Linked DNA regions of Homo sapiens: region 2 is linked to region 1. The links are chromatin loops, found by intact Hi-C in ENCODE. Cell type or tissue: endothelial cell of umbilical vein. All regions are shown on one strand. Links, peaks and the distances in the headings refer to the core of each region. The heading gives the core; the rest is flanking DNA.

The links. Hi-C counts contacts between places; a loop is a spot of excess contacts. Peaks named below come from ENCODE experiments on the same cell type or tissue, not always from the same donor. Only the 100,000 strongest peaks of a DNase experiment are listed, where the experiment ranks them.
Region 2: a loop joins it to region 1, with 4 times the contacts of the local background. A loop is called at or near these places in 4 of 110 quality-filtered maps.

What each region holds. Positions count from the first base shown.
Region 1 is chr4:106,688,082-106,694,013 of GRCh38, reverse strand. All of the region lies in intron 3 of LOC105377356 (a long non-coding RNA gene), which reads right to left. Among named protein-coding and RNA genes, the nearest start is that of LINC02173, 260 kb to the right of the region's middle. In endothelial cell of umbilical vein, for the core only: no CTCF peak of the experiment used is centred there; a DNase peak (open chromatin) is centred at 3,313; H3K27ac peaks cover 1,110 bases.
Region 2 is chr4:106,895,726-106,901,657 of GRCh38, reverse strand. No RefSeq gene overlaps it. Among named protein-coding and RNA genes, the nearest start is that of DKK2, 140 kb to the left of the region's middle. In endothelial cell of umbilical vein, for the core only: a CTCF peak has its summit at 2,831 (motif pointing right); a DNase peak (open chromatin) is centred at 2,847.

The DNA of each region.
Region 1 (5,932 bases), core at 607-5,606:
AATGCTCCCATTCCAAATGGGAGAAGATGGCCAAAACAAAGGGGCTACAGTCCCCATGCAAGTCTGAAGCCCAGATCAGTCGTTAAATCTTAAAGCTCCAAAATTATTTCCTTTGACTCCATGTCTCATATCCAGGGCATGCTGATGCAAGAGGTGGGCTCTCAAGGCATTGCGCAGCTCTGCCACTGTGGTCCTGTGGGGTACAGCCCCTCTCCAGGCCACCCTCACAAGCTAGCATTGAGTGCCTGCGACTTTCCCATGTGCAAGGTGCAAGCCATCAGTGGAGCTACCATTCTGGGGTTTAGAGGATGGTGGCCCTCTTCTCACAGCTCCACTAGGCAGTGCCCCAGTGGGGACTCCATGTGGGGGCTCCAACTCCACATTTCCTCTCCACGCTGCGCTAGTAGAGGTTTAATAAACAAAGAATTCCAAGGGATCTTCAAGTGCAATTTTGGCAACAAGTAATTATTAACTAACACACTTATTTTATTATCTAATCCAGAATAAATGTATCTAATATATATCTTTTTTAGATCTGGTTATTATTTTAAATGTCATATCATTTATCTGTTATATGCATAAAATTGAATATGAATTGCAAATATATATACAGTTTTACATAAAATATATATTAAGTTTTATATATAGAGAGAGTTATATATATACATATGTAACTTATGCTTTTTACCCACTTTTTTATAGGCATATGGGGATTACAAAGACTGTCACAGTAACAAAGAAGTTAAATACACTTGTATAATGTAACACAATTAATAAACCCATGTCTTCTTATCCCAAGTCCAGGCCTTTTCCCATTAGGAACATGGTTGCTTTCCCTATTTCCAAACATAGAAAAGTAAATATGACTTAAAGGACTTAGGGGCATCACAAATGAAGTCTAAGGTAAAATAGTGATGGTGGATAGTAAAATAAAAGTGAAAAGTTATCTGTAAAACTCTGAGGCAGAATGGGTTAGAAAAGAATGAAATCATTTATGTATTTAATAAAAGCTTTGTGGTTTGGCTCGATACATGAGCAATATTTAATATTGTGTTTATCTATAGCGTTCAGCCCCATAATTTGTATGTACATCTAGCTAGCACTAAATATCACCAAGCATGTTCTAGACAATGTGCTAAGTACTAGCAATACAACAAAGCAGCAAGCATGGATCTTGACTCTTCCCAAGAGGAATTTATGATGTTCCAAAGTGAACCAAAATGAACACAAGGTAATCACCTCAAGAAAAAGGAAAATGTGTTTGCTAAGTCTAAGGATAGGCAAGTAAATGCTAAAGAAAAAGTGTGTGGCACTTCCTCCTTCACCCTCTGTCTGTCTCCTGCTCCAACATGTGAAGACTCACTTCTTTGCCTTCCACCATGATTGTAAGTTCCCTGAGGCCTTCCAGCCATGCTTCCTGTACAGCCTATGGAACTGTGAGTCAATTAACCTTTGCCTATTTCCCAGTTCCAAAGTCACTTCCCCATTTTCAGGTATCTTTATAGCAGTGCCCCATTTTTCTGGTACCAATTTTCTGTATTAGTCCATTCTCACATGGTTATAAAGAACTACCTGAGGCTGGGTAACTTATAAAGTGCCACACACTTTTAAACCATCAGATCCATCTATCACAAGAACAGGAAAGGGGAAATCTGTCCCTATGATCCAATTACCTCCTACCAGGCCCCTCCTCCAATTCAACATGAGATTTGGGTAGGGACACGAATCCAAACCATATTAACCTCCAACCAGGCCCCACCTCCAGCATTCATGACTATATGCAACATGAGATTTGGGTGGGGACAAATATCCAAATTATATATAAATATATAAAATCATGTATTTTATAATAAAGACAAACCAACTGCCAAAATGTATAAATACATTGCCAAGATTTGGCTTTCCTGTATTCAAATTGGAAGAACAGAAAGATAATACAAACAGTGGGCACCTGAGTCAGGATAATACTTTGCTGTTCCTTCACATTGGTATACTTTAAATAATCAAACATTTACTTATAGAAGACGCAGACTACTGTGTGGGAAGAGAATAGAAACGTAGCCCCCTTGTGGCTATTCCCAAATTCTCTAACATCTCAAAAGCTCTATTCCCAACTGCACATTCTACTAAGAAAATAGTAGCTTTACAGTAGGTGCCACCCTGCTTTAATGGCAGATTAGGGACAATATATTTCATGCTCCAAATGACTTATGAAAGTATTATTCAACTATGTTTTTGCTAGAAATGTTATAGTAATATTTTATATATCTTTGCACATATTTCACAATATTTTAGTAATCAATGATGTACTCTTCTTTTTTATTATTATTATTATTATTTTTGAGACGGAGTCTTGCTCTGTCGCCCAGGCTGGAGTGCAGTGGCGCAATCTCGGCTCACTGCAAGCTCCGCCTCCCGGGTTCACACCATTCTCCTGCCTCAGCCTCCTGAGTAGCTGAGACTACAGGTGCCCACCACCACGCCCGGCTAATTTTTTTGTATTATTAGTAGAGATGGGGTTTCACCATGTTAGCCAGGATGGTCTCGATCTCCTGACCTCGTGATCCACCTGCCTCTGCCTCCCAAAGTGCTGGGATTACAGGCTTGAGCCACTGCGCCCGGCCTCAATGATGTACTCTTCTTTATAGTTTAGTATTCACGTAAGTAACCCACCTACCCTACTTCTTAATCCAGCAATATTTCTATAGCTATTCCATTTAAATGAAGAATGGTCTTAAAAGCTCTAAAGAGTATTTTCAAATTTGGCATGAACAATAATATCCCATCAAAGGAGATCTTCCCCTAATACTATTTCATCATGTCAGTAATTTGAAGAAAAGCTAATAGTTTGCCTGTTTTGCTGGTTTCAACCAGCATACAGTGGGTGGGTGTGTAGGCTTCAAAGTTGCAAAAATGGAAGTATTAATTGAACATAAAGTACTATATGCAGAATGAAAAGATAACATTATGTGAGAAAATAACCATTTGAAATAATAGAACCAAACTAAAACATTCTCAGTAGATCATCAGGTTCAAGTCGTTTCCAAGTCAAAGGAATTATTCCCCCAAACAGAGCTGCTTGATCTACTATAAAAGTTATTTAATAAAAGATATACTTCAGCTTCCTCAGAACAAATCCTTCTGTGTATGTAACCTTTGCACATAGAAAATTCTCCCTTACTATTAACATGAGCCCCGTTTTGCATACTTAAACTTATGAACACAGAAATCATATAAAATCATTCTTGGCAGTTCTTCTCTTGACCAGAATGACACATGCCATGATGATCTTATCATAACGTGCAGCAGGAAGTGGCTAATGAGGTCATCCTAGCAACTACAACCTCGTCAAAGAGGCCCATATTTTCTGGTGAAATAAGGCAACCAATCTATTCATTTAGCTCAGTCTCTCTTTTCATCTAAGTTGTTATCACAAAATTCCCAAGTGTTGGGTTTATAGCCACAGATTCTTCCTTCAAATGAAGTAGGCTCGTGCAATTGTCTATTCTTGTAAAAGCTGCTACTAATTTTGTACTTCCTCATATTGACCTCAGAATCATCCTGAAAATGATTCTCTGCCCTCGTCCTGAATATGGGCTCAGTTGATGAAGAAAAATACAATTTGGAAAAAAACGATTCAGGACATCTAAAGAGACTGAGCTGACAAAAAAAAAAAAAGTGCTGGAGATTATGGCTCTATTTGATTTCAAAATGAACAAACTCATTAAAATAAATTGCTTCATGCAGAAAATGTATAAAACATATGGAAAGCAGAATATCAAGAAAAATATACATAACATTTATGAAAACAATTATTCAATTTGGCATTCAAAATTATACTTCAGTGGAAAAGATAAAAAGGATATAGGAAGTGCCAAAATAACATTTCTGACACCACTTTTCGTATATACCCTAAATTGGATCTAACGTAAAGTAGAAAAATATGTGGAAAACCTAAAATCAGTAATATAAATGAAGGAAGTGCAGTGCCCTAAATGCGTAGCACTTTAAAGCTGGAAAGAACGTCAGAAATTATTTATAAACACAATGCCTCATTTTACCAAAAAAACCTGAAGTTTAGAGCAGTTAAAGTTCTTGCCTGAGGTAATACAGCTAGTTAATGAGAGAACCAACACAAGATCCTCATGCCTCTCAGTCCAGTACTTTAATCTCCATTCACACTTAAAGTAACTGATAGCAGAATATATGCCTTTATTTTGAGATAGAATAGGGATTTTGTACACCTGCGGTCATAGTCCGTTTTCACATTGCTATGAAGAATACCTGAGATTTGGTAATTTATAAACAAAAGAGGCTTAATTGGCTCACAGTTCTACATGTCTTGGGAGGCCTCAAGAAACTTACAATCACGGAGGAAGGCAAAGGAGAAGCAAGCACCTTCTTCACAAGGTGTCAGCAGAGGAAGAGAGAGCAAGGGAAATCCCACTTTTAAACCATCAGATCTCGTGAGAACTCCCTATCACAAGAACATCATGGGGCAACCACCCCCATGATCCAATCACCTCCCACCATATCCCTTCCTCCACATCTGGGGATTACAATATGAGATGAGATTTGGGTGGGGACACAGAACCAAACCATATCACCTGGGTTCCAATCCTCTGCTTTTCCCTCCCTGCCTCTAGTCCAGCTCTGCTCAGCCTAACCATGTTTTTGATCTGACGATACAGAAACAAAAGAGGGTTTTCTCATGCAGCATTGTGGCTGTAAGGACAGAAGAATAGCAGCTACAATCTTGGAGGGCAGAGATGACATGGGGAGATAGCAGGACAGTTATACGAAACATATGTTGTCTTTCCTTAGCTACAATAACTCAGTTTGATCAATTTGAATTATACATGGTAGATGCTTGGCAATTGCAATACTACTCTGATCTCTTTAAAAGTGGAAAAATGAAAAGCATTATATATTAACACAAAAGGAAAATATCATAAACAAACAAGGCATGACTATGACTGAGTCTCACTCTAGCAAACCAATGATTATGCAGGGAAGTCCAGCAAGAGAAATAAGCAGAGATAGCTAGGAGGAGGCTATTTGCAAATTTTTAAGGATACCTACTATATTTCAAAGGTTGTTACCTGAAATGAAAAGCAGCTACATTATGTCAAATAATTTCCCATGGACAGCAGCAATGAAATTTTTTCTAGTCCAACAGCTTCCTTGAGCCCCACAGTGAGGTTATGCACACAGTGAAGCTGCAGCTGAGAAAACCTATCAGAGGGTAGGGCCATATGGAGTGGTATTTTTTAGACCACAATTTTTTATCCTCAGGTAACACTGTGTAAAAAAGAGAAGTGGGGAAACATGGTACTCATGCAGCCTATAGTGCCAGCACTATACTGGCCTATGTAAAGTAGATGAATACAACTTTCAACATTGTGTTTTATATTTATTCACAAGTGGGAAAAATAGATTGTGCTCTTCATGATCAGCAAATCTATGTGAGTCATGCAAGGAAATAGAGGAGAGCATATTACCAAATGTACTGTAGGTACAAATCACAGCAAAAACTTTAAAGATGCAACGAAAGCTCCAACACATTATTTCTTTTATAACTTATTGATGCTGAAAACCGTTTTCTAGTCCACAACACTGGCATCAACAAGAATACTATTACTTTTGTTATTATTATCTTTTCAACTTTTAAAATGTTGGAAAGAATTTTAAAACTAATCACAGAAAATGAGCTAAATATTTCAGAAAAAAAAATCTGCCAATACATTTTTTCTGTCCTCTCATGTACCTTATAGCCATTCTGCCTATTTTTGCTTCCCAATATGCCTTGGTATTTCAGCTACTAGCAAGAATGCTATAAGAATTAGACTTCACTGTCAGTTTGCATTGTGTCAGGATTGATGGCTAAAAATAATATTTTAGTTTTTTTAGAGGTATTTTTTCTGTTTTAAGT
Region 2 (5,932 bases), core at 466-5,465, 210 kb before region 1:
TGTATCCTGAGACTTTGCTGAAGTTGCCTATCAGCTTAAGGAGATTTTGGGCTGAGACAATGGGGTTTTCTAGATATACAATCATGTCATCTGCAAACAGGGACAATTTGACTTCCTCTTTTCCTAATTGAATACCCTTTATTTCTTTCTCCTACCTGATGGCCCTGGTCAGAATTTCCAACACTGTGTTGTATAGGAGTGGTGAGAGAGGGCATCCCTGTCTTGTGCCAGTTTTCAAAGGGAATGCTTCCAGTTTTTGCCCATTCAGTATGATGTTGGCTGTTGGTTTGTCATAGATAGCTCTTATTATTTTAAGATACGTTCCATGAATACCTAGTTTATTGAGAGTTTTTAGCATGAAGTGTTGAATTTTGTCAAAGGCCTTTTCTGCATCTATTGAGATAATCATATGGTTTTTGTCTTTGGTTCTGTTTATATGCTGGATTATGTTTATTGATTTGTGTATGTTGAACCAGCCTTGCATCCCAGGGATGAAGCCCACTTGATCATGGTGGATAAGCTTTTTGATCTGCTGCTGGATTTGGTTTCCCAGTATTTTATTGAGGATTTTTGCATTGATGTTCGTCAGGGATATTGGTCTAAAATTCTCTTTTTTTGTTGTGTCTCTGCCAGGCTTTGGTATCAGGATGACGCTGGCCTCATACAATGAGTTAGGGAGGATTCCCTCTTTTTCTGGAATAGTTTCAGAAGGAATGGTACCAGCTCCTCCTTGTACCTCTGGTAGAATTCGGCTGTGAATCCTTCTGGTCCTGGACTTTTTTTGGTTGGTAAGCTATTAATTATTGCCTCAATTTCAGAGCCTGTTATTGGTCTATTCAGAGATTCAACTTCTTCCTGGTTTAGTCTTGGGAGGGTGTATGTGTCTAGGAATTTATCCATTTCTTCTAGATTTTCTAGATTATTTGCGTAGAGGTGTTTATAGTATTCTCTGATGGTAGTTTGGATTTCTGTCAGATCGGTGGTGATATCCCCTTTATCATTTTTTATTGCGTCTATTTGATTCTTCTCTCTTTTCTTCTTTATTAGTCTCGCTAGTGGTCTATCAATTTTGTTGATCTTTTCAAAAAACCAGCTCCTGGATTCATTGATTTTTTTGAAGGGTTTTTTGTGTCTCTATTTCCTTCAGTTCTGCTTTGATCTTAGTTATTTCTTGCCTTCTGCTAGCTTTTGAATGTGTTTGCTCTTGCTTCTCTAGTTCTTTTAATTGTGGTGTTAGGGTGTCAATTTTAAATCTTTCCTGCTTTCTCTTGCGGGCATTTAGTGCTATAAATCTCCCTCTCCACACTGCTTTGAATGTGTCCCAGAGATTCTGGTATGTTGTGTCTTTGTTCTCCTTGGTTTCAAAGAACATCTTTATGTCTGCCTTCATTTCGTTATGTACCCAGTAGTCATTCAGGAGTCTCAGACCACAGTGCAATCAGACTAGAACTCAGGATTAAGAACCTCACTCAAAACTGCTCAATTACATGGAATCTGCTTTTTTCTTAGTTAAGGACATTTTCTATCTGGCACAAATTCCGAGTCAGAGAAGAAGATTCTACAGAGGACAAGTATTTCCTCCTACAACAGATCATTAACAATCAGGGTAAGCAACAAGACTGGAGGCTTAGAACTGTCTATTTAATTATAATTGATTTTTTGTAGAACTGAAACAACTGTGTTGAGAAATGTCATTGACAGCGACAGTTCAGATAAAGTATGGGAAGGGGAGGGATGTTTGCCTTTTATACAAGGCAGACTCCAGAGAAGCTTACCATATAGATCTTAAAATTCTGATTAAAGACACAACAAAATGAAGCAACAAACTAATAAGTAACTTTTATGAAAATTGTATGCTTAATTCAAAGCCACCATTTTTAAGGAGTTAAATTCTAAAAGTTATTTCCAGGCTTTCTATTTCCTTTCATGTTAGTCAAGAAAAAAAAATTCAGTGTCAAACAACATTTAAAAATTTAAACTTTAAAATCACCTTTTCCCAGGAAAACAATTTCCATATTTGAACACTTCTCAATACCAGAAAACTGATTTAAGAAGAAAAGGCCAGGTGCGGTGACTCATGCATGCAATACCAGCACTTTGGGAAGGTGAAATAGAATGATCTCTCGAGTCCAGGATTTCAAGACCAGCCTGGGCAACATAGTGAGACCCTGTCTCTACACATTTTTTTTTTAAATAGCCAGGCCTGATGGTGCACGCTCGCTCATAGTCCTAGCTACTCAGGAGGCTGAGGTGGGACAATCACTTCAGCCAAGGAGTTCAATGTTACAATGAGCTATGATTGCATTACTGTACTGCAGCTTTGGTGACTGAAAATTTATCTCAAAAAAGGAAGAAAAAAGATAAGGAGCATAAAGCTTTAAACATATTGATGCATGTGAGTGAGATGAGAAGGATAAATTCAAATTACAAAGTCGGAATTAATGCAGGTATTATTATTAGTTTGGAAGGTGAAATTTCAAACCTTTATACTAAATCTAAGAAAAAAAGTCAACACTTCAAGAAGTCACCAAAGAAAGTGAAATACTACCTATATGAATGGGTATCTGAAAGAGAGAGAAACTAGACTAACTGCCATGAAATTAAATTCCATTGAAATAACATTGACATCTTATGGAAATATTTTAACATTTTCTGACCTAAAATGAAAAATGATTTTACTATATAATCCATGTAAGCTAGAATGCAAATTCTACTTAAATAGTTAGAATAAGTAACACTGATATTTTATGAGTTAATCATAACATAAAGTTTAACTTTAGAACTCAGAGAATTCAGACCTTACTCTTCATAGGATGCTAAATGTTCAACCAGCAGAGGGCGATGGTGTATGCTTACAGCTCAGCTCGGAACAGTGCAGAAGCAGTCAACTTGGTAAATAATCCATTGGAAAGAAAGAAAGTGTAGAGAAGTAAACATGCAAAGTACAACATGTTAGAAATTATTGCAAACATTTTCAAGATTTGATAATAGTGGGAGATAAGTCATTTCAAATCTTAAAGATTTGTCGAAATATTGGTACAAACAGCCTAGAAGGGAAGAAAATAAGCTTTTGAGATACTCTAGCTTCAAATGACAGATTCAGCTGAGTTAACATTAGTGGGAATTATATGACTTTTCACTTTGTAAAAAACTTTTAACTCCATTTCTAATTTTTAAACTTAACACTATTAAAATTATGTTGTTTTACCGTTGTATGCAACAATAAAAGTAGTGGTAACTAATATTTATTGAGTATTTTTAATTTAGTTCATTGATCTCAATAATTGTATTGCATGTGTACTATTATATTTCCTTTCTAAAGATGAAGAAACTGAGGTTAAGTAACTTTTGTACATCTCGATTACTGCTTCTCACAGGGTAAGCATATTTTAAATTATTTCCTCCACCATATTCTATTGTATGTTACTGTACTGCAAGGGCATAGATTGCCTCCAACGCGCCATTATGCAACCTGAATTGCAGTGAACACATTCAAATTTTTCTCCTGTCCATAACTATGAAATATGTGTTCATCTGTGTAATCATTTGGTTGAAAGGTATATCAATACTTAGTTTCACTAAGAACTGCCAATTTGTTTCCAGAATGGCTACACCAGGTTACACAGAGAATTCTTGTCTTCTCACATTCTCACTAATTAATATTTTCATGTGGATCTTTTAATTTTTCTCATTGCTAATAAGCTGTATCATTTCTCTAAATAAATTTGTTGCCCATTTGAGAATTTCCCAAGTGCCATTTCAAAATAATTAATTTTGATGTGGGAAAGTCTAGTTTTCACTTTAAGTTTTATTTTTGGGGGGGTCTTATTTAAGACTTCTCTGACCTTGGGTCACAAAGATATTGCTTTTCTTCTATTATCTTTTCATTTTACCTTTTGCATCTAGGTTTTAAACCACATAAACCCACTTTCATATGTAGCATAAAGTCGAAATTGAGCTATGCTTTTCCGCATATAGTGAAGAGTTTTCCCAACACAATTTTTTCCCAGTCATTTAGTAGTGACTATTCATCAACTAACTTCTTACATACTCTCAGTGGCATACTAACAGTATAGTTTTCTGTTTTTATGTTAGTTTCATAACATTTTTCATACTAAAGCTTTATTATATTCTACTTTTTGTTAAGGTGTACTAGCTTGTAATTTACAAATACTGAACTCGCCATTTTAAGGTACAGTTCTATGATTTTTGAGAAACACATACAGTTAATGTAACCACCACTTGGTACTGTATCTGTAATCAAGATACAGAAAAAATTCTATCCCCACTTAAAATTCCCTCATGGTCCTTTGTAGGTCACTTGGCTCCAACCCAGATTCTGGCAGTCATCATTTGTTTGTTGTCCCTTTAGATCTGCCTTTTCCAGGATGTCATACAAATGGAATTACATAGCATGTAGCCTGTATCATGACGAGAAGGGCTTCTTTCACTTAGCATATTTCACTTAGACAATCCACGTTGTTGCATGAAAGAGTAGTGTGTTCTTTATTATTGCCAAGTAGGAAGCCATCCTTTGGATATACCACAGTTTGTTTACACACTCACGACTTCAAGAATATTTGACCTGTTTTCCACTTTGGGTGATTATGAATAAAACTACTATAAATAATGACATACAAGTTTTTATAAGAATATAAGTTTTTATTTAATCTGGGTAAATAGCAAGGAATGAGGTTGCTAAGCTACATATTTAAATATGTAGAAGAAACCGTCATACTGTTTTCCAAAGTGGTGATAATATTGTGCATTCTTATCAGCAATATATGAGATTTTCAGGTGCTCTGCACCCTCTCTAATAACCATAGCTTTTTTCTTTTTCTTTCTCTTATTGATCATTGAAAGATATACGTTCTTGTATCCGATTGTAATTTTAATTTGCTTTTTCAAACTGGCTAATGATATCAAGCATCTTTTCATGTTTTATTTAACTTTCATTTTAGTTTAAGTGGTTACATGTGCAAGTTTGTTATATAGATAAATTGTGTGTCATGGAGATTTGGTGTAAAGATTATTTCATCACCCAGGTAATAAGCATAGTACCTGACATGTAGTTTTCTGACCATCACCCTCCTCCCACCCTCCATCCTCAAGTAGGCTGTAGTATCTATTGTTCCCGTCTTTATGTCCATGTGTACTCAATGTTTAGCTCCCACATGTGAGTGAGAACATATGGTATTTGGTTTTCTGTTCCTGTGTTAATTTATTTAGATAATGGCCTCCGGATCCATCCATGTTCCTGCAAAATACACGATCTCGTTATTTTTTATGGCTGCATAAGTATTCCATGGCAGATATGTAGTACATTTTCTTTATCTAGTCTACTGTTGATAGGCATTTAAGTTGATTCCATGTCTTTGCTATTATTGTGAATAATGCTATGCATACATGTGCCATTATAGTAGAATGATTTATATTCCTTTGGGATCCAATAATGGGATGGCTGAGCTGAATGGTAGTTCAGTTTTAAGTTCTTTGAGAAATTGGCAAACTGCTTTCCACAGTGGCTAAAGTAACATACATTCCCACCAGCAGTGTATAAGCATTCCCTTTTCTCTGCAACCTTGCCAGTCTGTTATTTTTTGGCTCTTTATAATAGCCATTCTGCCTGGAGTGAGATAGTATCACATTGTGGTTTTGATTTGCATTTCTCTAATGGTTAATGATGTTGAGCATTTTTTCATGTGTTTGTTGACCATGCACAGATCTTCTTTTGAAAAGTGTCTATTCATGTCCCTTGCCCACTTTTTAATGGTGTTGTTTTTTGCCTGTTTATTTACTTAAATTTCTCATAGATTCTGGATATTAGACCTTTGTCAGATGCACAGTTTGAAAATCTTTTTCCCATTCTATGGGTTGTCTACTTACTCTGTTGACATTTTCTTTTGCTGTGTAGAAACTCTTAAGTTTAATT